2 separate regions of the Homo sapiens genome follow, and region 1 is linked to region 2. A link is a loop called in an ENCODE intact Hi-C map of the cell type or tissue named here. Cell type or tissue: GM12878. All regions are shown on one strand. Each heading gives the region's core, and the rest is flanking DNA. Links, peaks and the distances in the headings are about the cores only.

What was found. Hi-C counts contacts between places; a loop is a spot of excess contacts. Peaks named below come from ENCODE experiments on the same cell type or tissue, not always from the same donor. Only the 100,000 strongest peaks of a DNase experiment are listed, where the experiment ranks them.
Region 1: it touches region 2 in a loop (10-fold over the local background); 10 of 110 quality-filtered maps call a loop at or near these places.

Annotation. Positions count from the first base shown.
Region 1 is chr15:33,669,552-33,685,929 of GRCh38, reverse strand. It overlaps RYR3 (ryanodine receptor 3), which reads right to left. Exons shown (of 104, transcript NM_001036.6): 38 at 15,374-15,511. Among named protein-coding and RNA genes, the nearest start is that of CHRM5, 290 kb to the left of the region's middle. In GM12878, for the core only: a CTCF peak has its summit at 10,483 (motif pointing right); a DNase peak (open chromatin) is centred at 10,481; H3K27me3 peaks cover 270 bases.
Region 2 is chr15:33,283,490-33,299,867 of GRCh38, reverse strand. No RefSeq gene overlaps it. Among named protein-coding and RNA genes, the nearest start is that of RYR3-DT, 19 kb to the left of the region's middle. In GM12878, for the core only: a CTCF peak has its summit at 6,968 (motif pointing left); no DNase peak of the experiment used is centred there; H3K27me3 peaks cover 120 bases.

The DNA.
Region 1 (16,378 bases), core at 7,496-12,495, 380 kb before region 2:
TCCCAGAGATTCTGGTATGTTGTGTCTTTGTTCTCATTGGTTTCAAAGAACATCGTTATTTCTGCTTTAATTTCGTTATTTACCCAGTAGTCATTGAGGAGCAGATTGTTCGGTTTCCATGTAGTTGTGCGGTTTTGAGTGAGTTTCTTAATCCTGAATTCTAATTTGATTGCACTGTGGTCTTAGAGACAGTTTGTTGTGATTTCTGTTCTTTTACATTTGCTGAGGAGTGCATTATTTCCAATTATGTGGTCACTTTTGGAATAAGTGCAATGTGGTGCTGAGAAGAATGTATATTCTGTTGATTTGGGGTAGAGAGTTCTGTAGATGTCTATTATGTACGCTTGGTGCAGAGCTGAGTTCAATTCCTGGATATCCTTGTTAACTTTCTGTCTCGTTGATCTAATATTGACAGTGGGGTGTTAAAGTCTCCCATTATTATTGTGTGGGAGTCTAAGTCTCTTTGTAGGTCTCTAAGGACTTGCTTTATGAATCTGGGTGCTCCTGTATTGGGTGCATATATATTTAGGATAGTTAGCTCTTCTTGTTGAATTGATCCCTTTACCATTATGTATTGGCCTTCTTTGTCTCTTTTGATCTTTGTTGGTTTAAAGTCTGTTTTATCAGAGACTAGGATTGCAACCCCTGCTTTTTATTGCTTTCCATTTGCTCGGTAGATCTTCCTCCATCCCTTTGTTTTGAGCCTATGTGTGTCTCTGCACGTGAAATGGGTCTCCCGAATACAGCACACTGATGGGTCTTGACTCTTTATCCAATTTGCCAGTCTAGATCTTTTAATTGGGGCATTTAGCCCATTTACATTTAAAGTTAATATTGTCATGTGTGAATTTGATCCTGTCATTATGATGTTAGCTGGTTATTTTGCCTGTTAATTGATACAGTTTCTTCATAGCATCAATGGTCTTTACAATTTGGCATGTTTTTGCAGTGGCTGGTACTGGTTGTTCCTTTCCATGTTTAGTGCTTCCTTCAGGAGCTCTTGTAAGGCGGGCCTGGCAGTGACAAAATCTCTCAGCATTTCCTTGTCTATAAAGGATTTTGTTTCTCCTTCAGTTATGAAGCTTAGTTTGGCTGGAATGAAATTCTGGGTTGAAAAGTCTTTAAGAATGTTGAATATTGGCCCCCACCCTCTTCTGGCTTGCAGGGTTTCTGCTGAGAGATCCATTGTTAGTCTAATGGGCTTCCCTTTGTGGGTAACGCAACCTTTCTCTCTGGCTGCCCTTTATATTTTTTCCTTCATTTCAACCTTGGTCAGTCTGATGATTATGTGTCTTGGGGTTGCTCTTCTCGAGGAATATCTTTGTGGTGTTCTCTGTATTTCCTGAATTTGATTGTTGGCCTGCCTTGCTACATTGGGGAAGTTTTCCTGGATAATCATCTTTGTGGTTTTATCTACCTTTGGTCTTTGATGCTGGTGACCTACAGATGGGGTTTTGGTGTGGATGTCCTTTTTTTTAATGTTGATGCTATTCTTTTCTGTTTGTTAATTCTCCTTCTAAGAGTCAGGTCCCTCAGCTGCAGGTCTGTTGGAGTTTGCTAGAGGTTCACTCCAGACTCTGTTTGCCTGGGTATCACCAGTGGAGGCTGCAGAACAGCAAATATTGCTGCCTGATCCTTCCTCTAGAAACTTCATCCCAGAGGGGCACCCTGCCTATATGAGGTGTGTGTTGCCCCCTACTGGGAGGTGTCTCCCAGTTAGGCTACATGGGGGTCAGGGACCCACTTGAGGAGGCAGTCTGTCCATTCTCAGAGCTCAAACACTGTGCTGGGAGAACCACTGCTCTCTTCGGAGCTGTCAGACAGGGACATTTAAGTCTGCAGAAGTTGTCTGCTGCCTTTTGTTCAGCTATGCCCTGCTCACAGAGGTGGAGTGTATAGAGGCAGTAGGCCTTGCTGAGCTGTGGTGGGCTCTGCCCAGTTCGAGCTTCCTGGCTGCTTCGTTTACCTACTCAAGCCTCAGCAATGGCAGACGCCCCTCTTCCTGCCAGGCTGCCGCCTTGCAATTCGATCTCAGACTGCTGCTCCAGCAGTGAGCAAGGCTCCGTGGGCCTGGGACCCGCTGAGGCAGGCACAGGAGAGAATCTCCTTGTCTGCCAGTTGCTAAGACCTTGGGAAAAGCGCAGTATTTGGGCGGAAGTTTCTCCTTTTTCCAGGTACAGTCTGTCACGGCTTCCCGTGGCTAGGAAAGGGAAATCCCCCGACCCCTTGTGCTTCCTGGGTGAGGTGATGCCCCACCCTGCTTTGGCTCACCCTCCATGGGCTGCACGCACTGTTCAACCAGTCCCAGTGAGATGAACCAGGTACCTCATCTGGAAATGCAGAAATCACCCGTCTTCTGTGTCAATCATGCTGGGAGCTGCAGACCAGAGCTGTTCCTATTTGGCCATCTTGGAATGGACTCCCCAATTTTGGTAGGATTTTCAAACAGCAATGGAGGGACTTATTTCTTGTGAATATACATGAATCTCTTTCATAAACAAAGAGCATTAGAGATGTTAAGAAGAGTTACAACTAAATACTGATTTTATTTCTGTTGCTTTACTGAGTTCATCTTTAGAAATGCTACCCTTTAGTGACTACAAAATACTTCAGTATTCATAAGAAACATGACTCTCGGCTGGGCGCGGTGGCTCACACCTGTAATCCCAGCACTTTGGGAGGCCAAGGCAGGTGGATCATGAGGTCAGGAGATCGAGATCATCCTGGCAAACACAGTGAAACCCCATCTCTACTAAAAATACAAAAAATTAGCCGGGCATGGTGGCAGGCGCCTGTAGTCCCAGCTACTCGGGAGGCTGAGGAAGGAGAATGGCATGAACCCGGGAGGCGGAGCTTGCAGTGAGCCAAGATCGCGCCACTGCACTCCAGCCTGGGCAACAGAGCGAGACTCCATCTCAAAAAAAAAAAGGAAACATGACTCTCAAAGTGGGACAGCCATCAGAAGCAAGATGACATTGAGGTGAAGAGGTTAAATCTACCATTTGCCACAAGGTATGGCCCGTCTTACTCTTTCAACACACACACACATGCATGTGCACACCACTTAACCCCACTCAGAACCACCACACATAGTAAGGACGCCTCAGCAGACCTTGTTGCATCTCTAGGATTTTTATGCACTGACTTAGCAGAATCTCAAGAAGGCCTTGCCAAGTGCACTCGATGGTTCGGTTCATGGGATTACAATATACTGTTCTTTTCAAAAAGGGACAAGAAAGAAAAATATGTTGCCAGGCACATGTTTTCTGATGAGAAATAAAGCAAATGCTCTTGAACAGAATGTCTTAGGGAAGCTAGTCATGTACAGATGGTTTCCTTGATAATTATAAATGGCTTCATTTATGAGATTATTATTAACATTCTAATTCACTTCACTTTTGCAATTAGCGTAATTAGGGGTAGTCACATTAAGGCAATGATATCAAATATATGATGTATAAGCTGCATTTTAAATGATTATTCAGGCTAACTCAGAATGGAAATATTTCCAAGGCACTGTATTGTTTAGGGAGACTTGATGCCTGAGGGATATTTCAAAAAGGAAAAAAAAAAACCTACTCATTACCTAATTTTTGGACTAGTCAGACCTTTTACATAATAACAAAGAGTTAGAGGGTCTTTAAATTTGAGCTAGCCTTAGTACATCAGTTTGGAGTCCAGGTGTCACTCATTGTTAAGTTGTTTATTGCGCTCCACTTGTTGTTTTGTAACTTTCTGCTCTGACTTTAGAAACCAAGCCCACCATGTGTGACCCTTATGAGAAATTCTCTAAAGATTCACCTACCAAAGTTGGTGTAACTCCTTTTTAAATGGTAAAATAACCAGCTTTGCAATGCCAACTACCATAAAGGAAAGGTCACTTATTTTCATGGTGCAGGTTTAAATGTTTAGGCTGCAGGGGTCTGTAAATAATCTTTTATTTCTTCCTCCAAATTTAGATCACAGTCCAAGTGGCCATCACGCAATGAAGTACATTATGATCGAAGAGTGGAGGTTGGCCACTGGCAAAGCAAATCCCTGCAGCTTACAGATCTCAAACCTACGCTGGTGTTGTATCTTTGTGAGTGCTCTTAAATCTGGGTCAGTTTGGAAGAAAAAGTCATCCAATCACTTTGAGAAGAGGGAGCAAACAAAATTGCACCACACTTAGGTTACACTTAGAAAGCAATTTATAATGCTCACATTACAATGGGAAAAGAAAAATAATTATGTGCATGTAAAGGATGTACACTTATTTTTAAATTCTAAGTGATTGAAAAGTCAGCTTGTGGCATGCTGTAAATGCTCTGGAGGCATGAACAGGTGGTAGATAATTTTGAAGTGTAAAGAACAAGTGTATTTTGACCTCTACTTTATTTCTCCCAGTAGTAGACTAAATAATGTCCCTCCAACTCCCCCAAACGTCCATGTCCTAATTACCAGAACCTATGAATATGTTACCTTACAAAAGAGACTTTTCAGATGTGAAGAAGCTGGGAAAGGCATGAAATGTATATTCTCCCCTAGAAAGTCCAGAAGGAATGCAGCCCTACTAGCCTACTGTTGACTTGTGACCTCCAGAACCGTAAGAGGTAAATTTGTGTTGTTTGCAGTACCATTAAGTTTGTGATAATTTGCTATAGCAACAGTAGAAAACTAACGTACTCCAGCTGTTAAGAAAGTCTTGGGTTGAGGATGGTTAACTCTTTTCTGAGGCTACAAACCAGACTGGAGAGTCTCTGTTAGAAAGCCATGACAAATGTGCCCACAGAAACTGGGACCCAAGAGAGATACAGTCTTCTATGTATTGTTGAGGCAGCTGGAGTAAATTGCAGGGCTATTGAGGTAACTGAGGTCTGCCTGAATCTGGCTCAGAGCTCTTGAGAAGCCAGAGCTGACATTAAACACAGAAAGCACCTACTGCAGAACTGCTGTGCACCATTAGGTAACGTATGTAGATTACAGACAGCACAGTCTCCAGTTTCTAGAACACAGCTTTTCTTTTTGCCCTGTTCTCCCTCTGAAAATCACGAGCCAGAACCGGCTGCATGTCAACATTTACCCCTGAATAAATTAAAGACGCTGAAGATGTAACCATCATGCATAATGAATATTACTGACCACATACATAGCACCCGTTTGTCTCTTCTTCCTTCTTAACAGAACCCTGCTTTTGCACAGTTTTCTGCCTCTCCAACTTACAGCCTATGCTCCTCAGGAATGTAAAATGACCCAAACTTATTTCAAAAATAGACCCTGTTGACTTAAGTCAACTAGCATGTTCCATTTTCTAGGTCACACTCTGGTACACGAATTGGCCTGTGACCAAGTTTTTGTAATCAAAAGTGATCTCGGGATCCTTGCTTGCAATACCAGGGCAGGATAAACTTTCTCACTTTTCCCTTGGACACTGTAGTGCACGGATATGAGGCCCAGAACTGCAGCCACCATCTTTCTGCCAGCTCGAGGGCAAAGCTGGAACAAGAAGCAAGATGACTGCCTGGAGAGTGAGCAGAGCCACTGGATGAACTCAGTCCTTGGCTGGCTCCATCGCTAAACTCACAGATGTCAGCCAGTGAAATCTGTTAATGGCTATTCTACCTGAGTTGGGCTTCCTGTTGCTCGTTTGCTGAACGCATCTGAAAAGATAAATGTGGAGATGAAGTTCTTATGATCTATGCTTTGTATACTCATTTCAGAAGCTGAGGTATACAAACTTCCAAGTACCAGGACATCCAGCTGAGCACTATTTTATTTAATCCTTATATTCCCTAGCCCCCACTCAGCAGGATAGGAGCTACTATTATTCTCATTTTTCATATAGAGAAACTGAAATATACAGAGGTTAAGGAAGTTGCCTAATATTACAATCAATTAGTGAATGTCAGAGTTTGGATTCAAACCCATGCTGCTGGAATCTAAGCACATCTACCTGACCATCTGAGAGCTGTTTACTCTCAATAGCTCCATAAAACTCAGAAAAACAGTTATCTTTATTAATGCTTTAACTTTATATTATAATATCTAGATGATGCTCTTTTAATAAACCATAAAATGGATTCAGAAATAAAATCTCCCAAATCATAAAGCTTTAGTTCTTTTTCTGACTCTCAGCTGGGCAGATTACTCATTTTCCCAGAGCCTTGATTTCTTCACCAATAAAATGAAATTAGCAATACAAAATTTATGTTGAAGAAAATGAATGTAAGTGTGGTATGGGAACAAGAGTACTGGTCAGGGAATAAGAGTCCTTTGTTCTAGTTCTGGCTATGTGACCTTGGGCAAGTCACCTACCTCTCTGTGTCTCTGTGCCCTTCTATGAAGTCAAGTCACTTGTGGCTTAATATTCCATGGTTCTATTTCTATCTGACCCATGGAGCTCTTGAAAGGGTTGTGTCAGTTTACTAAAATGGCAAATGAAAGCCTTTGGCTTCATTGGGTTAAATTAATGAGCATCAAGAATTTTACCACCACATTTTAATGCCCTATTTTGATGGTACCCAGCTTGCTTTTCCTAACAGTAAAACCTGAGGATGAAGAAATAAAATCTCAAAATTCCAGTGGTTACTCACTATGGTGAGTAAGTGGCCATTATCAAAGCATCACTGCACATCACTAAACATTTACAGCGAGGAGATGAGCTGTGGCAACTTGATGGCCTTTTTGATGACTGTCCTGATTGCTGGCAGAGAAATGAAGCTTCCTGTGTCAGGGGTCAGGTGATGCAATAACACCCTCTAGATTTAGTAGGGAAGATTTACAGGGGGCGGGGGGGAGGGGAACTCATGCCCTCTGTGGTCTGTGCCCTAGAGCATCCTCTAGGCCAAAAGTCTGATCTGAATTACAAAGTCATCAAGTATCTACTACTTATTAGCAGAGAAGGTCAGGGAAAAAGTTAAATCCATGGACTTCAAGAGGACTTTTGAAGAATTCATCATGCAAATTTCTCTGTGCTTCCCCAGGGCCTCTCTGGCCCAGGTTGTGCAGTAGGTACCATTTTGGCCTCATTTTGCTAGAACAAGGATGTTGTGATTACTCAGAATAAAGTTACAAGGCTCTCTGCAGTCAAAGGAAAAACCTGTGAAGATAACCCGGAGCATTGTTCTTGGGTGATAAGAAGAACTGCTCTGTTTACAGCATGTTATCAGGGCACAGGAACAGGCACTGGCTGTCAGACCCCTCGAGGCGCGTGATGGTATAGGGCTGGCCCCAGGCTCCACAGGAAACAGCAGGACACATCTCAGGTCTGTATTTAATTTTTGGGTATGTACACTTCTATCTTTCTATATCGGCTTCCTTGGCTGAAGAATAAAAGTTCAAACTGCCTTCTAGAACATCCTACCTCTCATTATCATAATGTATTAGTCCATTCTCACACTGCTATAAAGAACTACCTGAGATTGCATAATTTATGAAGAAGAGAGGTTTAATTGACTCACAATTCTGCAGGCTGTACAGGAAGCATGGCTGGGAGGCCTCAGAAAACTTACAATTGTGGTGGAAGGCAGAGGGGAAGCAAGCACATCTTATCATGGCAGAGCAGGAGAGAGAGAGTGCGTATGAAGGGGGAAGAACTATACACTTTCAAACAACCAGATCTTGTGGGAACTCTATTATGAGAACAGCATGGGGGAAGTCTCCCCCCCATGATTCAGTCATCTCCCACCAGGCCCCTGCTTCAACACGTGGGGATTACAATTCGACATGAGATTTGTGTGGGGACACAGAGCCAAACCATATCAAATAGTATAGCCAACATTTACTAAGAGCTTCCTGTGTCCGACTCTTTATTACTGTGCCTGAATGATCATTCAATCCTCATCATTACCATGTAAAAACTGACAAGACAGGTGTGGCATGGACGGAATTTCCCCAACGATGATGGCCCTTCTTAACCCAAGCCTCACTTTATGGTTTCTTTAGGCAAAGCAACGCTTCAATTGAATAAACAAATCTAAGTTCCTATAAATAGGTGGTGTCCAGAAGGCGTAGTGGATATGGAGCCTCCTGACTCTATCCGTGATTGGCTGTGAATCCCACAAAACTGCCCCAGTCATACTGGCCCACAGAGCTTGGCTCTCAGGACAGGCTGTGTCTAGATAGGCTCGTGACAGGTGTGTATTTCTGCTAAATCTGTTTCTAAATTTCCCTCCGTCTGTGGTTTTCTACCTTGAGCAGAGCCTCCACATCTCTAAGGATGGAGACAAGAGCAGAAGCAAAATGCTTCACTCCCAGAACTGCTTCCCTAGCCAGACAGATACAGATACCCATATCTGACAGAGGCAGCCCTGCAAGCCAGTAAGACTGTGTTTGCAGCCTGATTCTGCCAGTCCTGCTCTAGAGTCCCAAGGGGTTTCATCCATCAGACTAAGATAATTAGCCTGTTTTTGAAATCTGTCAACCAGCCTCATAATCAGTTTTTCAATACATGTAGGCGATTAAATGACCGATGATGATGGTGGGGAAAAGAGCACAGTGAGGACAGAGGGCGTCTGCTGATGTGTTAGGGAGAGATGCCTCTGAAATAAAGATGAGGCAGAGATGGCACAGCGAAGGACTCAGGGACCTCGGGCCTCTGTCTTCACTCAGCTGGGAAAGTCATCGAATTGCTTTTTAGTTTCAATATAGAGAATAAGTGATTATGAGGCAAGCCACTGGCCATGTACCCTAAACATCCATGCTTCCCTATCCCCCTCTCTCCATCCCCATGGCCCCCTTTCCAGGCATCCCTGCCCGGTGCTCTGGAAAGAGTGTGGGTCCGGGATACGGAATGCAATTCAGATCTTGGCCTTTTTCTTACTTGTTGCAAGACTTTGTCCGAATTATTTTTCTACCCTCAGGCTTAGTTGCCTAGTGCATAAAATGGGAGCCTAGAGGTCACTATACTTGGTTGCTTGTTGCGAGAATAAAATCAAACGAGGTAAGGTGAAGTGCCAAGCGCAGTACCGGGCACAAAGGAGGTACTCAATTAAGTGTTCGACTTTCTCTCTCCTGAGAACCAAACTCTCTTCCCCATCACTAAAGCACAGGCTACCAAAAGAGAGGGCCTGACAATGATTGATTCAACAGATCACAGAATACTTTTTAAGCATCGATTACTGTGAAGCACCATTCCAGGAGCCCAATACAATGAGTTTTTATGCCTGCTTTGCCACCTGTGAGGTAGGCAAGTTGCTTAACACCTCGGAGTCCCCGTTTCCTCATCTCTAAGCTAGGACTAATGATATCTGTTTTGTTTGCCATGCAGGGTGTCAAGGCAAATCAGACTGTGTGGAAAAAATCTTCTTGCAACCTCTATGGAGCTAAATAAAAGTAAAGTTCTGCCCTTGTTCCCACACTGACCCCATCTGCATGTCCATTATGCACTTGACCATCTCTCAGGCGACTATAATGCTCTCTTTAATGCCTTGTTCTTCTTCACATTTCTAACTGGGTGCCAGGATATGGCAACCCTACCTCTAACATGTCTGACACCTCAAAAATACTTTTTGTTGTCACCACCTTTTCTATTGCTGCTGTGACAAATTACCACAAACTTAGTGGCTTAAAACAACAGAAATTTCCGGTCCTATGATTCTATAGATGAGAAGTCTGCCCCAGATCTAGACTGAAATCAAGGTGTGACAAGGTGCAATCCTTTCTGAAGGCTCTGGGAGACAATCCATTTCCTTGCCTTTTTTTTTTTTTTACCTTCTAGAGGCAGCGTACATTTGTTGGCTCATGACCCCTTCCTTCAGGAAATTTAAGCCACACCCTTTTCATGTTGCATATCTCTGGCTCTCTTCTGTCAATCTCTCTCACTCTTGAGAACCCTTGGGATTACTTTGGGTCAACTCCAATAATCGAGATTTCCTGATTAGCACTCTTAATTCCATCTGCATTTTTTTTGACCATTTAACCTAACATATCCACAGGTTCTAGGAATTGGGATGTGAACATCTTTGGGGGGCAATTATCCTGGCTACCATACCAGCCTTATTCAAGTCCTCAGAACCTCTCACCCAGAGCACTGCGATGAAATCCTAATGGATGCTCCTGTTCCCAATGTCTCCCTGCTGCAGGGAGGGCTACACAAAGCTGGTAAGGGCTAAATCATTAATTAAAAGACTATTGTCTTGCTAAAGCAGCTTGATTTGTGCCTAAGATGGCAAGTAATCAACAAACGATAGCCAAAAAATAGTTAAAATTAAGCGCTTACTATATGCCAGACACACATTTAAGCAATTTGCACATATTAACTAATGTAATGCTTATATCAACCCAATGAGGTAAGTATGTATATGCCATGTCCATTTTATAGATGAGAAAACTGAGGCACAGAGAAGCTGTCTCATGCTCAGTCTCCTGGATATCATGAATTTTGGGAGAAGTTAATAACTTAAGACTAGGTAGCCTAACTCCGGAGCCCTGTGCTCATAACTATCTCAGTACTGTTAAGTAAATTAATCATTTAGTCCTTAAGCCGTTTCACAGCCATTGCCTATAGGGGGCAGGATGTTATTACATAAGTGACAAGGATGGGCGTTGAATTCAGGTTGACAAAGTTTTGAAGTTTTATGCCACCTCTGTGTGATTTTGGAAAGTTACTTACTCTGTCTTTACTTCAGTTTCAATTGTAAAATAGAAATAGAATTGTGTATTACAGATTGTTCTCATGAGAATTAAACGAGGTAATATTTATGGAAGTGCTCAAGACAATGCTCAGGACAAAGTGGGTACCACGTAAGTGTTAGCCCCTCCCTCCCCACAACTGGGAGACCAAATATTACAAAATACATGGGCATAACAAAGAGTAACACTCTAAGCCTGCATACGGTTTAGCTGCTGGATTTTTGAGACAGAATTTTCGCTCTGTCACCCAGGCCGGACTGCAGTGGCACTATCTCGGCTCACTGCAAGCTCCGCCTCCTGGGTTCACCCCATTCTCCTGCTTCAGCCTCCCCAGTAACTGGGACTATAGCCACTGGATTTTTCAAGATGTTCTATATTCTAACACCACTCTTTTTTTTTTTTTTTTCCATTCTGACCCATTCTATTCTTTTTATAATTCAGCCATTCTCAACTTGTTGCCACTCCTGTATATGACATGAACTTTGCTGCACATGGGCCTTTGTTGAAGCAGCTTTTTTTTTTTTTTTCATTAAAAATGCCTTTTCCTTCTTATTTTATCCATCCATCTACATTCTTCACAGACAATTTCCCAATCTCCTCCTCTGGCCACCTACTGTATTTTGTCTGTACTTTTATTACAATACATCCAACCTCATGATTATTTTGAGTTGCCTAGCCATACCCATTTCCTCCTTTTTCTGAAAGGTCCCTGTTTTCTTCTTTTTTATGAGCCTCAAGTAACCAATATTCAGTTGGAGGTCAAAAAGATTTGTGCCATAGAGCTGAGTGTGGAAACAAGTACGACATGTTCCCTGCATTAAGACCTGGTGAGGAAAACAAACACATATACAAGTACCTCACATAACGTGGAAAGTCATACATACACTACTAGAAATTCCACAATATGGAAGGGGTAGAGGGAAAAAGAATGAGTTTGAAAGACTTCACAGAGGAGGTGTTTGTGTGTGTGTGTGTTTAGGGAGAGGCTCTTTGGAGAGAATTTAGAGAAGAGGCTTAGAAATACTGCCTGAGCTCTGCAGATGTACTTACTACTAAGTTATCTCACTTTGCATGTGCGTATTTGTGTTGAGGGGCTAGGACTTATTTCGTATAGATGTTTTCTTCTTCTCAGCACTAAACATGCTACAGCATTTAGCTGGGAGAGAATTTTGGTTTAGGGCTCCTAGGCTGTTCAGTGAATAGGCAAGAGGTAACATACGTAAGGACTTTGGGGCTTGACAGGTTCAAGGTCACCTCCAGTTCTGGTCTTCATTAGGAGAAGAGTGGCAGGGGAGAGCAGGCACTATTCAAGGCCAAGAGTGCCACCTAATCTCTGCGAGAGGTAACATTCTGTGGCAAACAGCACAGGGCTAAAGACAGAAGAGGGATGTTCACCTCCTTCAGAAAGACTCAGCCATGCTCACCTATAACTCAGTTCTTAACCGATGCCACCCAAAGCTGAATTGCAATGGGTCATCTCAAGACCTCTAAGCATAGAGATAAGATGCCAGCGTGGAGCTTCCTTCTCCCATGGGGAAAGCATTCAACAAATGGCAGAGATCAAGAATTTACCGAATTTTAATCTGTAAAATTTGACAGATGGTTTTTATTTTGTTAATTTTAGAATTTAGGAGAAATAGATGGTCAGCCTCTTCTGGAAGAATAATTCAATGCCTATATATTTACATTGAAGGAAATGCTGCTTAAACTGCAGCGTTGGAAAAGTACTGGCCAGAAGGAACAAGCAAAACATTTTCTAGGGAATTTTCTGGATGGAGATACGAAAAAAAAGTGACTTAGTACAGTGGCTACTATTGTTAGATTTTTTCACTTGTTCATTATCATTTGATCCTTTGATAATATTGTAACAGCTTTCATTAACAATATGGCTTGGAGTTAATTTAGGCAAATCCCTTCAACATTGAGCCAGCTAGCAGATTTCAGAATGTGAGTTTCAGGACACTGTTGCTCTCTCTTTCCTAGAAAAGTTGTGGCTTCTCTGCAGGTCATTGGCCAACATCAACTGCTCACAGCAGAGGGACTGCGGGGTGAGCCCACCACCACCTTATCTGAAAATGATTCAGATCCTTGGTTTGGTGAACTTTTAAATGTTAAAACATTGAATTCCGTTGGGTTCAGATTTTGAGTCAAAACAGTGAGATATCTCACAGATGTAGTAGGCAAGATAAAAAGAGTGATTTTAAAAAGCCATTCCAAATGTGTTTGTAGCTCATGGTATGTATGCTGGTAAGTTCTTTGGCAAGGGTACAGTGGAGAAGCACAGCACAATACAAAGAGACAGAAGACCTGCCTTCAAGCCATAGCTTTACTCACTTTACGTACCTTAGGTTGGTGACAATCAGACACCCGGACGTTTTTCTGGAACGGGTAAGGGTAGAAAGAATAAACAAGTACCCCTTAATTCTTCTGAGTCCTGCTTCCCCCAACTATACAATGGAGGAGTGTAGAAAACTAACAGCAGTAAATGAATATGTGTGGAAGTATTCAGTAAACTGCCAATTCATTGTATAACGTTTCTAACACTATCTACACTTTTATTATTTCATCAAATGCAAGGGTAATAGAAATCAGATACGCAATAGCATGAACAAAATTACCAATAATTTAAAGGATTTTGACCCTTTAATGCATATGGTTCTGTAATCAGCAACCTTGTCTCCATCTGATCATATTAAAAACAATTTATGGGGGTGGTGGTTGTTAAACCACTCTCTAGAATTTATTTTAAAATGCCAGGCTTGAGTGAGGGGATTCATCATGTCTGGAACATTCAGCAGAGAAGCCAAACATGCCTGATCACCTCAACCATTTCGTCTATTTCTGGGATCCCAAGATAGAGTACTTATGACACGAAACGTGAACCTCTCATAACTCCTCCTGTGGAAGGGAAGAAGCATGAGGTGAAGACACGCAGTCTCATACAGGGCTGGCCTCTCGGGTGTGCGTGTTTTGCCAAGACAGACAGAATGTGGTCTGTGTGCCTGAGGCCTGAGGTAGCGGGGCTGCAGACTGCAATCCTTGGTGCCCGAACACCATTCACAGATGTAGGGGGAGGCTTCACAGAGGCAGGTGACAAGTGACTTCATCTGACTGACTCCATTTACCTCACATGAAATGGTCACCTGGTGGGACCCCACCCCCCGCCAGCCATGACAAACTCTCTGTTAAAAAGAAGGTGGGAAAGGGCCAGCTGTGGTGGCTCATGCCTGTAATCCCAGCACTTTGGGAGGCTGAGGAGGGCAGACTGCTTGAGGTCAAAAGTTCGAGACCAACCTGGCCAACATGATGAAACCCTGTCTCTACTAAAAATACAAAAATTAGCCAGACATGGTGGCGCATGCCTGTAATCCCAGCTATTTGGGAGGCTGAGGCAGGAGAATCGCTTGAACCGTGAGGTGGAGGTTGCAGTGAGTGGAGATCACACCACTGCACTCCAGCCTGGGTGACAGAGCAAGACCCTGTCTCAGGAAAAAAAAAAAAAAAAAAAAAAAAGAAAAAGAAGGTGGGAAAGAAGCAACCACTTTCAAAAGAGACTCTCAGCAGGTGATATAGGAGACATATGGGTAACTCAGCCTATTTTCAGTTCTCCTTTGGCGGTAACCACAAAGGGAGCCTAAACTCACGTTTTTGTGGCTTTAGAGTGCTGCTGGCACATCCTCACAAAAGACCCGCCCTTTCCAGAGTGACTGATGGAACTACCCTATCAAGGGTTGCCATTGCCAAGTCCCCCATACACTCTTCCAGAGGTTTCAATACTTCCGATGACAAATGGTGAGATTTGTTCCCTTCAGAGATATTCTGACAAAGTTGAAAGGTCGATATAAAGGGCAGTAAGGGCAGTAAGATGTATGAACCCCAAAGTAGTGTTTTCAGACAAACTGATCCTATCTTGACAGTCAATTGCTCTAGTCTACGATTTGAAAGGGTGTTCCAAGATGGATAGGAATAGGTAACAAGATAAAAAGCAACGATATTAAACCTGAGAAATTCCTTCTTCTTTAAACAAATGATAAATTTGCTGAATCTGTACCAAGGAGTAGACTGATTATATATAATACTCAGACAAGACAATCTTCCTCTTGAAATTTCATGTCCTAGAGATAGTCTAACAGCCCTGCAGAACAAGTTATAATCTTGTTTCATCATGGGTCAAAACGGTAGGAGTCATCTATAGTATAAGGATTAGAGAGATAAATCTAGACAAAGCTCGGCATTGTTGAAAAATAGGAAGTCAAAGTTTCTAGGATGCTACATTTTCAAAAATCATACCCCAAATCCAAAAACAACCCCCCCAAACTCATATCCTATATCCTTTACAAACTCTCTTTTATTATTATTTTATTTTCTCTCTGGGGCAATTTTCAATGCTAAGGAACCACAAAGGGAAGTGACAGAAACAATAATCGTTAAGAAACAATAATGGTTAAAAGAGGAAGACTATGGAAACCTAAAAGAAGAACAGACATGTATTTACAGGCACCTCTAAGTAGAACACGACAGCAAGAACAGACACCAAGCAACCCATCTCAGGTTTCAGGACAGTATGAAAGTAAGTTTCTTCAATCAGAAGAAAGGCAGAACCCAAAATACGTAACTGAACCACCAGCAATTATAACATACTGCCCAGATGCTTTCTTTGAAGTTAAGCAGCCCCTATCTATCTTACAGTATTTGTTTAAAAAAAGTTACATTAATTAAGTCTTAGAAGAGCACACTGTCATTTAAAGGCAATGTCACTTACTGGGGCATCTCTCCTCCTCCTCCGTCGGCTGCTCCTTCTCTGGCTTGGGTGGGCCTTTGATTTTGTAAACCAAGGCACAGAGTTTTCCTGTCCAGGAGGTGTCCTCCTCCTCCTCTTCCTCTTCTTCCAAAGGAACCCCTAGCAAGCCACAGAACAGGGTGAAAATCCAAAGCAGTGCATGAAACCATCATAGTGTCACAAAGAACATTTAAAAAACTGCTTCCCATCCTTCTGGAACTTTCTAAAGATACTACAGGCTTTCTAAAGATACTATTCTCGTGAATAGTTACCTATCTTATAGCTTTTGAAAAAAAAAATATTGATTTCCTGTTTATCAGAACAACAAGTAAGTTTAATCCTAAAACATGTGTTTTGAATCTGTACCCCCAAAACCTCTGAAAGAGTGTAAGGGGGATTACATACACTCTTATAGTGTTGAAACCTCTGGAAGAATGTTTGGGGGACGTGGCCCTAGAATCTGTAGAAGAAGTTAACAATGAGTTATTTCAAATGAAAAGCTTGTCAATTACCCATATATTATTAAACCTACCCATGTACAAGCAACACAAATGCTGAGAGCTGCTTAAAACCAGTAGGTACGTATCCAAGTAGAGATTGCTGGCTGAGAAGCCTTAAGGGCAGAAGTTACTAAACACACACACACACACACACACACCACACACACCCACACACCCACACCCCCCCCCCCCCCCACACACACACACCCCTAATAGCTAAAAAGCAAAGAGATCAGAATCTTGTCTCACCTGGAAGCTGAGAGTCCCAACTAACTTTAAGCAAATTAGGTGAGGTTTATATAAGGATCAGTTGTCTTCATTCTTTTGCTAGAAACCCTGTTTCCTCTCTATATCTCAGCACAGGCTCTTTTAGGTAGAAGGAATTTTGGTCATATATTCTGTCAGGGTTACTTCCTGTATCTTTTCTGACACAAGTAGCTAGGATAGTCACGTCTTGAAAGACAGTATTGCAATTTTAAATACAAAA
Region 2 (16,378 bases), core at 4,467-9,466:
GGGATTTAAACCCTAGTCTATCTAATTTTAAAGCCAAACCAAATCACTATGCTTTAATGTCTCCAGTTCAAGCAGAGAAGAAAAAAACACTCTTTTAATTACTTTAGATTTGAGATAGTCAAATTAGATCCTACAGATTGATCCAAAGCACTTGTATTTAGAGGTTGATTATTCTTCCTCATTATCAACACAGCTATGGATACTACTTCTAAGGCTACACAGCAACTGCTGCAAGCTTATGGAGAGCAGTTTGGGAAGGGACAAATGAGAATAGATTGAAATCCACTTGAGTGACGGCTTCCCTGCCTTGGTCAACAGACGGTACATTTATGGCATTCTTGGATCTCTAGAAGTAGAAGAATTCCTTGAACTCTGAGTTCAGGCCCATTTCTGCCAAATTGCAAGGCTTATTTAGCTATTACTTAACATTCCATCTGTTACCTTTTGGCAGGTTTTTAAAAAATCAAATATACTCATTACCTGAAGCTTCCTCTCGTCATAACAGATGTGTTAATGATATCATTGAGGCATTCATTCATTCATTCATTCATTCCTAAAAAGACAGCTTAGAAAGTAGAGAGGGTAAGCCGGGCGCGGTGGCTCACGCCTGTAGTCCCAGCACTTTGGGAGGCAGAGGCGGGCGGATCACGAGGTCAAGAGATCGAGACCATCCTGGCTAACATGGTGAAACCCCGTCTCTACTAAAAATACAAAAAATTAGCCAGGTGTGGTGGCGGGCGCCTGTAGTCCCAGCTACTCGGGATGCTGAGGCAGGAGAATGGCGTGAACCCCGGAGGCGGAGCTTGCAGTGAGCCAAGATCGCGCCACTGCACTCCTGCCTGGGCGACAGAGGGAGACTCCGTCTCAAAAAAGAAAGAAAGAAAGAAAAGTAGAGAGGGTGAAATATTAGCCTTGATGTACAGTTAAGGGAAGAGACATGACCAATAATGACCCTTCAGTTTGGTCTGACACCTCCATTCCCTGCAGCCCAGTCAGAATCCCTTGAGGCAAAAGCACTGCAAGATTCTGGAGTAGATCAATGACAGGGCAGGTGCAGTCTCTGCTCAGCATTCCATTTAAGTGATTCCTCGCCAGTCTCTGAGGCCAGACGTCCTGTCTATTTTTTTTAGTAGGTAACTCCCTGACCAGGCACTGAAAATCCTTGGGTAAAAATCACAAAGTGATAAAAAGAACAAATGGGAAAAGATATCTGTGGAAGATATTTTCCAAATACTTTGGAAATCTTTTTGAATATTCTGGGCTCAGCAAGGCACTGGGCTCTCAGGGGCCATCTATGTACGAGGACATTGCCATTCCAAGATTAGAATTGCATGAAGCTAGCAGAAGCTTGGGAAGCTGATGTTGAAAATTTAAGACTAAATCCCTAAGAGGCAGCATTTATTCTTAATTGCCCAGCAGTAACATTGTGCTTTTCTCTAGAAGGATATACACGGTGATCTTTCTCTGAACTTTGAATGATAATAGTAGAGCAGTATCTGTAGTAGTAGTAGTATTAAGTTAACATTTCCTGTGTGCCAGGCACTATTCTGGTTACATGTATTAAGTCATTTAGTCCAATAGCCCTATGCGGTCAGTATTATTATTACTGTCCACGTTTTACAAATGAGTTAACTGAGGCACAGAACTCAAGTCATTTGCCATCCTTGGTTCCTTATCACATGGGCCGCTCCATAAGGTGACTTACAACATAGCAGCTTGCTTCACTAAAACAAGTACATGGGAAGATTCAGACAGACAGAGAGTGAAAGCAAGATGCAAACCTAATTGCAGAAGTGATATCACATCACTCTGCCATATTGTATTCATAAGAAGCAAATCATTAGCCTCAGCCCACACTAACAGTGATGAGATAACACAAAGGGCATGAATATCAAGAGGTGGAGTTCACTGGGACCATCCTAAAGGATTCCTTCCGCACGGTCTGACGACAGAGCTCGAGACCTTGACCAAAAGAAGAGACAGGTCACATTTTCCCTAGGCAAACTTGCAAGAACCAAACCTGTCTCAACAGAGAGTGCAGGAATGGGGAAGCTGTATCCCAGAGGCCAGCTCCAGCTAGGATTTAAAGTTAGTAAGTTTCCAGTCACTTGAGCTCCAAGAGTTATATTTTCCTACCTGGCAAACTCAGACAGCGATTCCATTCAGCACCAAGAATAAGGAAAATGAAGAGTTATGAATAATGATTATTTCTCGAATTCCTAATTTAAAGTTAGTGATAAGAGCAGTTAGACTCCGGAACAGTCACCCTTTCCTCTCTGTTCCTGTCCCTGGGCCTCACCCCTCTCTAATTTTGCATGTCTCTCTGTGGCAGTTTCCAGGCTTTCCTTGTCTCTCTTCCTTCCATTCCCCACCTCTTGACCAGCTTTCTCTTTCTATCTTACTGCTCTGTATTTTTCTTTTCATTTTTTAGTCCCTAGGTGTTGAATTTTTTTAATTTATAAAACATTTTAGGGAAGGAGAAGTTGAAAAATTTACAATAAAGTAATGCACTCGTCAGTTTTATGTCTCATCTTGGCTAAGCTATGATCTCCAGTTATTCAACCAAGCACTAATCCAGGCATGTCGTGAAAGCATCTTGTAGATGTGATTAATATCTACTATCAGTCAATTTAAGGTAAAGGAGATTATCCTGGATAATCTGGGTGGGCCTGATCTAATTAGTTGAAACTGAGGTTTCTCTGCAGAAGCAGATATTTTGCCTGAAGGCTGCAACATCGTCTCCTGCCCAGGAGTTTCCAGCTTGCCCTTCTTGACAGCTAACTGGCCCTACAGATTTGTACATGCCTAGCCTCCCTGTTGCATAATTTCTTGCAGTAAATCGGTATGTGTGTGTGGGGTGTGTGTGTGTGTGTGTATTCTGTTGAGTCCTGAATGACACAGCAGGCAGGAATATCCAATAGTTCTGATAGTGGTCTTTATACTGATAGGGAGAAGGAGGCATATTTTCATTTTAAAAGAATTGAATAACTAGAAGAAGTGAATTTTCTCATTTGAGTTTTCAAAGATACTATTTTTCCCCAGATGAGAATTCCAGATATCCCTCAAGTCATTCCACGCTGGCCACCTCTAGTTTGGCCTGAATTAGGCCTTGATAATATCCTCTTTAGACTTTTTCTGCCACTCCATACAATCAACACTTGCTTATCCTATTTTCCATTCTCTCAGGAAACTACTGACTAATCAATTGTTCTATTATTCTCTCTTATTCACAGTTATGTTCCTAGCTCCAAGTCTTGCACATTTATGTCACTTAATACAAGTTTATTTAAAGGATGATCAATAAATCTGAATTTAAATTGGAGCATTCAGTGTCTTCATCCAAAGATTAAACTAATCATCAGGCTCTTGCACCGTGAGGAGCCAGTGAAAGGGAGATAATTTGGGGCAGGAGGACCTCATCATGCTTCTCAAATCCTGCCATTCAGGTAGCTGCCTTGTAGGGCACCCAGAGTCATACCACATCTCTATATTTTTACCAATACATGGTCATAGGCTGATGTTAAGCCATGCAAGCTGCCTGTGCCCACACCCTACATAATGATAACTGGTCTCAAAGTGTGGCCTGAGGACCTCTAGGGGTCTCTGTGACACTTCCAGGAAGTTGGCTAGATCCTCCTTTTCCAACTACATACCCAGGTGAAGCATATTTTCTTTATATACTTGAATCAAAACAACATGTCACAACAGATTATAATTGAAGAAGAAGATAGAGTTGTGCTGTCTTTTATTAGGCCATTCAATACAATATTTTTTAAAAATCTAAAACAATGACATTTTTCTCACTAATCTGGGGGAACAATGCAGTCATTTTTCATAAAATACATGTGGATGTATTATCATTATTTTAAAATAACTTATAAGTAAATATTTTAAGTGATCTGTTTTAATCTTTCTTTTTTTTTTTTTTTTTTTTTTTTTTTTTGAGACGGAGTCTCGCTCTGTCACCCAGGCTGGAGTGCAGTGGTGCGATCTCGGCTCACTGCAAGCTCCACCTCCTGGGTTCATGCCATTCTCCTGCCTCAGCCTCCCGAGTAGCTGGGACTACAGGTGCCCGCCACCACGCCCGGCTAATTCTTTGTATTTTTAGTACAGACGGGTTTCACCGTGTTGGCCAGGATGGTCTCAATCTCCTGACCTCATGATCCACCCGCCTCGGCCTCCCAAAGTGTTGGGATTACAGGCGTGAGCCACCGCGCCCGGCCTGTTTTAATCTTTAATGTGGTAAATATTATTAGATGTAATCCACATAAACAAAAGCTCTTTGGGTTCTCAACAATTTTTAAGAGTCCAAGGAATCCTAAGAGCAAAAAGCTTGTTGAGTAACCACTGTTGTATACCATTGATTATGGTCTTGCTGAAACAAAAAGCAAAATGTGCCTTTATGGGTGACTGGCCCCAGGAATTGGGAACAGCTTAGAGTGGCCATGGAACCTCGAGTCCTCTCCTTCTTGCTAATGGCTAAATTCACACCAGAAGCCATGTTGTGTATATATTTTTTTATCTTCTACAGAATCCAGCAAGACTTTGAATGCCGGATACATACTCTGTAGGTATGGATTGATTGATATCTATTAATCTTCAATTGTATAAAATGTATTAATTTAGAATAAGGGGGCATCTGTCTTACAGCTCAAGAAGATTAATGTCCACCTCAAGGCTAAAACCTGAGCAGTTTGGAATACCCACCCTCCCACAGCCATTGCAGCTGTCATGTGAGTTCACTTGGTGAGAGATACAGACAGGAGAAACGTCCATGCACCATTCAAGCTGGAACCTGTTCTCTGCAGCCTGGTGCCTTTCATTGGTCCATAGAACCACAAAGCCCATCAGATTCTGGAATTTTCCTTCAGTTAGAGAAACTGGCAGGATATGAAACCTATTTTTACAGCATAAGTTCTTCAGTGAAGATTTATGACTGGTGAATAGAACCCAATGTGTCCTATCTGTGTACATGCTCTATTCTAGTACACTGTTCAAGTCCTGACTAGAGTATGGTTACAAATGCTGATTCAAAGCTCATCTCTATAGCTTACCAGCTGTGAGAACTTGAGCAAATTTCCTATACTCGACCGGCCTCAACTTCCCTATCTGTAAAATGGGAATAACAGTAATACTACCTGAAAAGGTTGTGGTGAAAATTAAATGATATAATGTATACCAAGTACTTATTTAGCGTGGGTGCCTGACACAGCAAAAGATCTGAAAAAATGTTAACTACTTTTTTGTGTTAGGCAGAATCATGGGGCTGGAAAGAGACTTTCTGTTCTTATTTGGTAGTTAATATTTAATATGCTACGCTCTAGAGAGACCAATTATTTGCCACTGCCCTTGCTAAGAATGGGAATGGAAAAAGCAGATCATGTCTTGCTTCTTTTTCATCCTCATCGACAGCCCAAAGAATGAAAATAGAAGGAGGAAAAGAATCTCTTATTCACTAAAGAAAATATGCCTCCACTTTGACCGTCTGCTGTGTGTGAGTTTGCGACAATCCCCTACTATCCAACAAGATTGTGTTTGTGTTTTAACAGGAGCTTCTCTCGCTAGAGCAGAAAGGACACAGCATTGGCCGGGCAGCATGTTTGTTTGTTTGCCCTGAGTCCTGGGGCAGCTAGTTATCTTGGGCAGAGTTAGTTTTCGGGTCTGGAGCCAGGAAAACACACTCCTTAATGCCCACATATTTGCAGTGCGACACATAGCTTGGAAGCTTGTCACACCTATTGCAACCGCTGCGTGACCTGTCTCCCAGGAAAGATTGTCTCCATGAGATATTCTTAGGGATGAATGCGGTGAGAAACGTGTACACCACTCGGGACAGCAGCCACATAACTTCAGAGGTTCGTCCGCTCACAGGCCCCTGCGGTCTGGGCTGTGCCGGTGGTCTGCCTAGGAAACTGCCTTCAGTACGCAGGGGACTGTGAGTTGCCCAGTAGCTGCATTTGAGAATCAAAGCACCGATTTCAGGCAGCGATAGGCTGTTTGTCTGGAGACGGGCGTGGAGACTCTGCTTTCATGTTCGCCTGCTGAAGGAATAGAAGGCAGGATGAACTCAGACTGAATGGCTGGCTCTGATATGTGTTTGAATGAAAACCAAAGTAAACACCACCATTTCACCAATGGCACACAGATGGACTCCTGCTTGACGCCACGAGAGGAAAACTAAAAATGAAATCAGCCAGAATAACTATTTTTGTTATTAGTTATAATGATTTTAAAACAAGCAATTCTATTGTTTTAAAAGAGAGCATCAAAATAACAGGAAAATTGGAAAGAAAGTAGCAATGTTATATAATGTCTGAAAATAAGCTAAAAAGAATGCACATGATTTCAGTGGAAGAATAAAAGTCCAAGGAAAGGATATAACAAAACTTTTTGTATGTGTCACAAGCTGCTCCCATCACTACTGAAGACAAAAGAGGAGAAAGTGGGTTTGTACTATACTGCTAGGAATTTGGGTTAGACCATGAGAGCACAGTTGCTATAATAACAGTGGGGAAGCGAACAGGGACAGTAATGGGATGATGCCTCATGAGGGTCCCTGTGTGTTTGGAGTGGCTCAGGGCCTCCTTTCCATCTTAGGCAGTGAGTTACAAATATTGCAGTGCGTTACTTTCTACATAATTATTTAACCTAAAGAAACACTTAAATGATGACCACCGCCTGCAATGAGGCAATAGCAAGGATTAAAAATAGCCAAGGCAAGGCATTAAAATATCAGGTAGCAAACAGTTAATATATGTCCTTAATGAATGAAACAAGTTTTTCGGAAGCAAGAAACTATGACTAGGAAGACTTGGAAAATTGTAGGCTTGTGTGTGCTGATTCTAATTTTCCATTGTATATGTTCTTGTTTGTAATTCCTTTCCCGCCCCTCAACCATTTAGGGCTCACTCTAGATTTTAACCCCTCCGGAGTCTCACACTTCCACATAATTAGGTTAGGTCGCCCTCTGGTGGCACAGAGCTAATCTATCTTCTGATAAAGCCTGTGTATCCTCTGCAATGCCTTAGATTTGAGCTAATTAAATATTCTGTTGGCGCTATCATATGTTGCAAATACAAACTGATACTTTTTAATGGAATGAAGAAACACTAAAGACCTAATTACAGTTTCTGTTTCATTTCTTGTAAAGACTTCAGGAAGCAATTTGGGATCTTGAAGAACCTAAGTAATATTCACTGTACTGTTCTATCAGAAATATGTCATTAATAGGGATTCTGTGTTACTGAGATTGATAGCATGTTTGATAAATACGCTTTCATTGTTAATGGCAAATAAAACACTCTGGCTTATAAAAAGATGACCTCAGCCAGGACAATCTTCATAAACCTACTTGAAATGGACTTGAAAAATAAAAAGGGCCAATAATCACTGCAAATATACAGGAGGTGAGAAAAAATTTTAATAAGTGAATAATTGAATTTTGAAAATTGTCCAAGCAACAGGCTTAATCAGCAGGCAGGGTGCTAGTGCTGATACCGTCTATCTAGCTCTGTGGTCTTGGATTCCATTAGATGTACCAATAGCCTTAAGCTAGATTTACGATTTTTTCTTAAACTACCTACAATGTTACTTGTAACCCAAAGAATCTCAATTAATAAATGCTCTCCAGAAGACTACAATCAGCAGAGACCCAATAATATATACATATACATTATAAAGGCAATTTAAACAACAAATAGCCAGGAAGACTTCCTCAATTATTCGGAATACATTGGGAAACATGGCAGAAGTGAGCATCAGATTTAACATGTAATAGGCACAGCTATGAGGAGAGAGGCTGATATTTAATCTCAAGCTCAGATTTTGAGGAAAAGGGCTGTGATGGATCTGGCTTTGGTCAGGAGCTCACCCTGCTATTACTGTAGCTGTGAATAGGGTAAATCAGGTGGGATTTGGGGCTGCAGCACGTAACCCAACAGATGTGAACTGCGAGGACAAATTCATATCAATCCTAGGGGGAATAAAGGAATAGTATCTTGCTTTAAGCCCTGACAAACATGTGTTTATGCTACTTCTGCTACTGTTAATAATTAATAGTGAAGTTGGTATTTTTTCTCACATTGAAATTAGGCAGTATAACTAAAGCCATATTATTGAGTTAATGTATTCTAACCCATGCCACAAAAAGATTTTATGGCCCTGTGAAGATTTCTTACAAAGAATATGGCATAGTAAAAAAAATTAATCTCAGATAAAAATGCATCTGAGCCTTCAATGTCAGCTATAAAATTCCATAATTTGAAAAAAAGTTAAATTTTAATAGAAGGATTTGAGACAGGAACAAATATCATTAACAAAATACTGTTTTACTGTTTTTGCCTAACATTTGTACGTTTCCAGCGTCTTTAAATTACACATTTACTATTTCCTCTAACACTGCAGGTAGTCGGATCCTTAGTTAATGTTCGTTTCATTAATTGGAGAAAGAAATTGAAGGATTTCTCAAGATCACATAAAATCTCTTAGAGAAGTCCACATGGTTTTTGTTTGATCCATCTATTCATCTATCCATCCATCCATTCATCCATCCATCCATACATTCATACATTTATTCATCAGATGCCTATTGAGCAAGTCTGTATAATATGTATGTACTGTTACAAGGGTAGCAAAGGTGAATTAGATATAATATCCCTGTATTCAAGGAGCTTGCAATATAGTAGGACCAATAAGACATGTATAAATTTAGAAAATAGGCTGACATGGGTGCTTTATACATTAACAGGATTGGAATTTCAGAAGCTAAAGGGATCTTACAGATTATGTAGTCCAATCTATCTCAAGAGTACATAAATATTCTGTAGAATATCTAGTATCCAAGAATTGTTCCTAACACTCTTAAAAAATATAGCATATATATAATCTGTATGATATAAATATAAAAGTATATATTATAAATTATATATAATTACATATTATATTTTTTAATTATACATATAAAATGATGGACTATTATCTATAAAAACAGTCATTTGCATTTGAATAGTTCTTATTGAGAGGAAATTTCTCTTATACTAAGCAAAAATCTTTACTTAATTTAATCTCTACTTAGAAAGCTATGCTATTTCTAACATTTTTTTCTATAACAGGTATTCACATATTGAACTCGTGTAGCCCTGGGTTATCCATTTTCCAGAAGAGGGCCTGAAAATCTTTCTGCATTCTGGTTTGCTTTCTGTAGAGGAACTAAATTTGTATGATTCTTAAATGTGATGCCTGAATTGGATCTATCTATTTAGAGTGTAATGGAGTCGCTTCCTCTCATGATATTTATTATACTGTACTCGTGAATTATGCAAAAGCATGTGCTTTTCTTGCAGCTATAACACGCTGATAGCTTGTCTTATACTTGAAGTCAACTAAAGCCTCAGGCCCTGCTGCTGCAGCCATCATCCTAGCCAAAGAGAGCATGGTGTGTGGTGGGAGGAGAGAGGGGGCAGGACAGGGCTAGTCGAGGAAATGCCTTTCGTCCTTGCTGGGTCTCAGGAACAGAAGCTGGGCATGTGGGCAGAGGAGTAAACAGGCCAGTCCTTGTCCTGGGTTTGGGGGCCCAGGCTAAGGAGAAAATAAAGAAGGAACTCCAATTTGAGGGTAGGCCCAAAAGCAACCGAGAACTAAAAACTTATTATCTGAGGAGCAAGTCAAGATAAATATTAACAGCCAAAGTGAAATGGCTTCAATAAGGGATAGACAAGGATAAAAAAGCAGGTTTCAGAGGTGGAATTCAGAAAAGTAACTTGAAGCAATTTTAGATCTTGTATGGGCTCACTCCTAGAGGAGGACCAAGCCTGTTCCAGCATCTTCAGACACTTAATCAACATTCACTATGTGCCACGGCCTGGCTAAGCACTGGATATAAAAGATGAAGAAGAACTGGCCCCAGTTGTTAGAGATCTCACAGCCTCCTCTGGGAGACGGATACAGGCCATATACCTATTCCGTAATGTGTTCACTACAAGGAGGAGGAACACATTGAGCTACAGAAGAAAAGCAAATAGCACAGGCTGGGTTGTCAAATTAGGCTCTGGGGAGGAGACTGAGTCTTACAGCATGGGGAGGAGTTAGGCAGATGAAAGCAGTGGGGAAGGAATATCTTCGTGGAAGAGAAAAGTCAAGTCAAAGCCAGAGAATGAGAAGCAGCATGATGTAAAAAGGAGTTACTTATAGTTCAGTGCTGCTGGATTGCCAAGTGTTGATCACTATGGTAATATATTTTTTCTTTTCCTGTACTTGAGAAGTTACCTTTAGAAACTAAGTAAAGGTCTTTACATTTATTGATTGTAATATGTATATTACTTGTCTTGCCCTTTCATAGTAGTCTTAGAATATTCTCAAAGTATTAAAGGATTATATTTACTACTTCCCAAGAGCTACAGATCATCTGAAAACCTGATAAACATTCTTTCTCTAGCTTTCTTCTAGCCCTTGAAACAAAAAAGTTGAACAGCACAGCAGCACCAAATCCAGAGCCCTTCAGTATCCTCTAAAGATATTCTGCAAAACTGACATTGACCCCACAGTCAACTGCCCACATACGTGGATGTTTAATTAGCTGACACTCTGCAGTAATGAGAGACAGTTTGGCTATCTATGGTCAGGAATGGCAGGTTAGGACAACTTAGAAAGGATCCTACATAAAAGTATACCTGCCAAAGGAGAGGTCAGGCATCAGAAGACCAATCCACATGTCAGAGCTGAAGGGAACTCAGTTCCAGATACAGGCAGCAGCAATATCTAGAAATTATGGGAACAGACAACAAGCAAGTAGTCAACTGGGCAAGGCAGAGAATGAGGATCACATACCGTAATGGGCTTATTCTAAAAAGTGAAGGGAGCGGAGTGATAGGGATTACAGAGGCAGATATTTAGAAATCCAAGAAACATTTAGCATCAAGGAAACAATCTAGAATCTAAAGCCCCAGCTATGAGTCAAGGGCAGGACTTCAGTTTCTAGGAGAAGCTATAATTAAGATAAAAACATGGGGCTGGAGGTAACAGATGAACACTGAGGCATAGAAGACAAATAAGAACTACACGTAGTCACTAGAACTTGGACACCAAGTGGGGACTTGGTTTCAGGAGCAAGAAAGCCGACTAAAAATACCACACAGAGTCTAAGTTAGACTGGCCACTGTTGTGACCTGGGCTACACCACCTAATAGCCTCTTTCCTTGAGACAGGGCGAGGCTGAGCCTCAGGTTGGGGATCGGGGGCCCCAATGTTGGGAGAGGAGGGTTCCAGGGGCTAGGAATCTGTGCAGCTCACCATTTCTGTACCTGGTCCACACTTTAGGATTTGGTCACATGCCTTGCTCAGATGGAGATGCCTCTGTTCTTTTCCTGAGCCTTCAGTGTCACAATCTTATCACAAAAGGAAATGACATTATGCTGGTGTACCTGGCCCTGACTGTAGGATGCTGGCTACTAACAATTACTGCTTCCTTTTTTTAAGTGCTCATAGGCTTATATTTCATAATTCCATTTTAATTTTGATGGTGATCAATATAAAACTCTAAATAAAGGCAAGAGAGGATCAGTAAAGTGAAAGGATGATTCCATGACTGGGGAGAAAATATGGATATTTTCAGATGGGGTATTAGTCCATTCTCACGCTGCTATGAAGAAATATTCAAGACTGGGTAATTTATAAAGGAAAGAGGTTTAATTGACTCACAGTTCTGTAGGGCTGGGAAGACCTCAGGAAACTTACAATCATGGCAGAAAGGGAAACAAGTCCTTTTTTCACATGGCAGCAGCAAGAAGAAGTGCATAGGAAAGCAGGGGAAAGTCCCTTATAAAAACCATCAGATCTCGTGAGAACTCACTATCACAAGAACAGGATGAAGGTAACTGCCTCCATGATTCAGTTACCTCCCACTGGGTCCCTCCCATGACACACGGGGATTATGGGAACTACAGATCAAGATGAGATCTGGGTGGAGACACAGCGAAATCGTATCAGGTGGCATTTGCATTTGTCTTTAAAAGACGAAGAGTAGAGGTCAATCGGTGGAATGAGAATGAGGAAAATGATCCAGGGTGAAGGCACATCTTAAGAACAGTCAGAGATAACTGTCAACTGTGTAGTCCAGTCTGGCTGGGGTATAAAAACTTAGGCTGGAAAGAGTAGTAAGGTCAGATTCTTAAGGCCAGAACAAAGGAACTTTGCTGGGGATATATTAGGCAGTAACTGAAGCTATTTCTCTGGCCAGAGTAGAACTTTTAAAAAAGTGATGTTAATCATAAAAAACCATCAGACAGGCCCAGCTCAGTGGCTCACGCTTGTAATCCCAGCACTTTGGGAGGCCGAGGCGGGAGGATCATGAGGTCAGGAGATGGAGACCATTCTGGCCAACATGGTGAAAGCCCGTCTCTACTAAAAATACAAAAATTAGCTGGACGTGGTGGCACGTGCCTGTAATCCCAGCTACTCGGGAAGCCAAGGCAGGAGAATCGTTTGAACCAGGGAGTCAGAGGTTGTAGTGAGCTGAGATCGCGCAAAAAGAAAAATCATACAAACTCCAAATGAGCACTACTCTATAAAACAACTGGCTTGTACTCTTTAAAGTTATCAGTGCCATGAAGTATAAAGAAAAACTGAGAAATTACTTCGAAGTAAACTCAACACACATGACAACTGAATGCAATGTGTCATCTGGGTTTTTTTTTAATTTTTATTTTTATTTTAAGTTCTGGGATACATGTGCAGGATGTGCAGGTTTGTTACACTGGTAGATGTGTGCCATGGTGGTTTGCTGAACCTGTGAATCCACCCCCTAAATAATAAGCCCAGCATACATTAGCTACTTTTCCTACTGTTCTTCCTCCCCCAACTCAAACCCCCAACAGGCCTCAAAGTGTATTGTTTCCCTCCCTGTGTTCACGTGTTCCCATTGTTCAGCTCCCACTTATAAGTAAGAACATGCAGTGTTTGATTTTCTGTTCCTGCATTAGTTTGCTGAGGATAATGATTTCCAGCTCCATCCATGTCTCTGCAAAAGACATGATCTCGTTTTTTTATTTTTATTTTTTTATGACTGCATAGTATTCCACAGTGTATATGTACCACATTTTCTTTATCCAGTGTATTGTTGATGGGCATTTGAGTTGATTCGTTGATTCTATGTCCTTGCTATTGTGAACATGCTGCAATGAACATATGCGTACATGTGTATTTGTAATAGAATGATTTCTATTCCTTTGGGTATATACCCAGTAATGGGATTGCTGGGTTAAATGGTATTTCTGGTTCTAGATCTTTGAGGAATCATCACACTGTCCTCCACAGTCATTAAACTAATTTAAATTCCCACCAACATTGTAAAAGCGTTCCTATTTCTCCGCAAGCTCACCGGCATCTGTTGTTGGAATCTTTTTTTTAAGCTAAGGGTATTATTGGCATAATCAGCCAAATCTGAATATGGTCTGTAGATTAGAAAATAGTATTGTGTCAGTGTAATTCCTGATTTGATAACTGTATTGAGCTTATGTTCTTGTTTTGGGGAAATGTACACCGAAGCATTTACGGGTAAAGAAACATAATGTCTGCAACTATCAAATTGTTCAGAAATAAAGATATATATATATATATATGTACACACACACACATATATGTATGTGTATAAAAGTGAGAGACAGAGAATGAAAAAAGCAAATGTTATAAAGTGTTAATATATGGGGAATCTAGATGTAGGGTATTCTGGAATTCTTTGTACTTTTCTCAAAACTTCTGTACATCTAAAATTATGTAAAAATAAAAATTAAGAGAAAAAATACATAATATGGCGGTTGAACATGATGTAGTGACTGATTAAGAGGCTCCCAAGAGGCTAATGCAATTATCCAGGTGAGAGGTAATTACTGCCAGGTTGTGGCAGAGGAATAGACAGGAGAAGGAAGTGAGGGACATTCCACAAATAAAGCCACCTATACTTGGCAACTTAAAAGATATGATACAGGAATTGGATGACTCGGAGTTTTTAAGTCAAGGTGTCCAAGAGAATGGCATCACCTTCACAGCTGGGAACATTTATTTAATGATCATGCTAAAGCATTCCTGATGAGATTTCAAAATAAAAACTATAATTTTAGGAAACAGGAGTGACAAAATAACACAGGCCAAGGCTAGAATTACTGAACACTCAAAAGGTAAGTTGAATATTTCGTTGTTGTTAAAGTATTCAATTAAACATAATTGTGGTCTAGCTGGTAAATTTTTATTTGTGCAACCAGCCAGAAAAGAATTACATCAATCTTCAATAAGATGAAAAGAGTGCTGGGGCCGGGCACGGTGGCTCACGCCTGTAATCCCAGCACTTTGGGAGGCTGAGGCGGGCGGATCATGAGGTCAGGAGATCGAGACAATCCTGGCTAACACGGTGAAACCTCGTCTCTACTAAAAATACAAAAAATCAGCCGGGCGTGGTGGCGGGCGCCTGTAGTCCCAGCTACTCACAAGGCTGAGGCAGGAGAATGGCGTGAACCCGGGAGGCGGAGCTTGCCGTGAGCCAAGATCGTGCCACTGCACTCCAGCCTGGGCGACATAGTGAGACTCTGTCTCAAAAAAGTAAAAATTAAAAAAAAGAGGAAAAGGGTGCTGAATGCTAAAAGGTAAATTAAAAAAACAAAAACAAAAACAGGAAACAAACAAGCCCAATATTCAATACTTAGGTGATGGGTACACTAGAAGCCCAACTTCCACCACTGAGCATGTAACACCTATGTAACAAACAAGCACATGTACCCCCTGAATCTAAAATAAAAAACATCACTATAAGGTAAGCCTTCCAAAGAGTGCAGATGCTGGGCCTGACTGACCATCACTCTCAGATACACAGCCCCTCTCTTTAGAGCCTGCTGTCCATCCCAGCTCTGTCTTTCTCAGACCACTCATGTGACCTGGGCCCAATAAAAGAGGTCTCTGTCAACCAGAGCTTTCTGGTGCCCTCTTGTTTGCATTTTGGTATCCTGAAATGTTAACCTTCCACCCTCTTTGCTTTTTCCAACAAACTATTCTCTTATCAACTATTGGGGTGGAATGTATTATTTATTCACAATTTTCCCTCCCTGCCCTTGTTCACCAATACTTCCCCACCCCATTGACTATAGACTGGGCCATGTAGAGGAAATGGCAGGTGCAAGTTCTGAGCAGAGGCATCACTTGCTGCTTCCACTATTGTCCCTCCTGTCCTCTGCCAGGAGAGCCACATGTCCTAGGTAATGGCTGTTCCTTCTGCCTGGTCCGTGTGGCTCCAACCCCTAGAGCCAGTCTAGACAAACCCAGCCAATCTCAGCCAAGCCAAGCCAAAACTGACCTAATAGGTATATGATGACAAAATAAATGTTTACTGTTGTAACCACTGAGTGTGGGAGTGGTTTGTTACACAATATTATAACAACTAAAAAAAAAAAAAAAAAAAGACAGTTCACCAATCTCTTGCCTATTTGGTTTTGGTTTTCAGGTTTTGATTCACCCCTTGAGTCTGAGGCTTATAAAGCCTTCTTTGGAACTGAACTTTGGCTTTTCTGGCCTCTAAGGCCTCCCTTGTAAGCTACTCTTATTCTGCGAATAATATGGTTTCTGGCCACCTTGCCTACAACCATGACCCATCATGGGTATAACCTGCTGCTTACATCCCCACTAATGTTTACAGGCCTGCAAAACAGGAAATAGACATGAGATTTTATATTCTGTATTCAGAGCATAAAGGTCCTCATCTACATGAAATTCAGTTATTCAGAAAGCTTTCCTCTTTAGAACACAACTGAAAAGAAAGAAGGGGAAATGATTGAGAATAGTGAAAATCATGAAGGCCCCCAACGTTGATGCCCATGAACAGAAATGTATTACTCAGAGAAGAGCTCCTCACTCAAAATCAATGTGATTTTATATCATATGCACTTCTAACACACATGATAATATGGTTTGCAAAGCCCACATCTGATTGGAGGAGAAGAGATGGAGTGCTATGGTCAGGAACACCAATATCAGTCAGATGGGAAAGCTGACTTTCTGACAGGAAGAGAGGAGACAAAAGTCTATTATAATGGCACACAATAAAAACAAAAAGCCCAGTGGTAAATATCCCTAATACAATAGGACCTCTCTGTAGTATAATAGATCACAGTAATTGCTGCGACTTTCTTTTTAAATCAGCATTTAGCAATTTGAATATAATTGTCTTATGGGGAAAAAAGCTCTCAAGTTAGTAATATCTAAAAGTCGATGTACAGCTGAGCTTATTAGAAATGCTATTAGTAACATCAGAAATGAAATTCTGCTTAATTGCATGCCCACGAAGTGACAAATGCTACATATTTTATTTCTGGGTTTCAGTTGTGGGGATCAGGATAGGCTG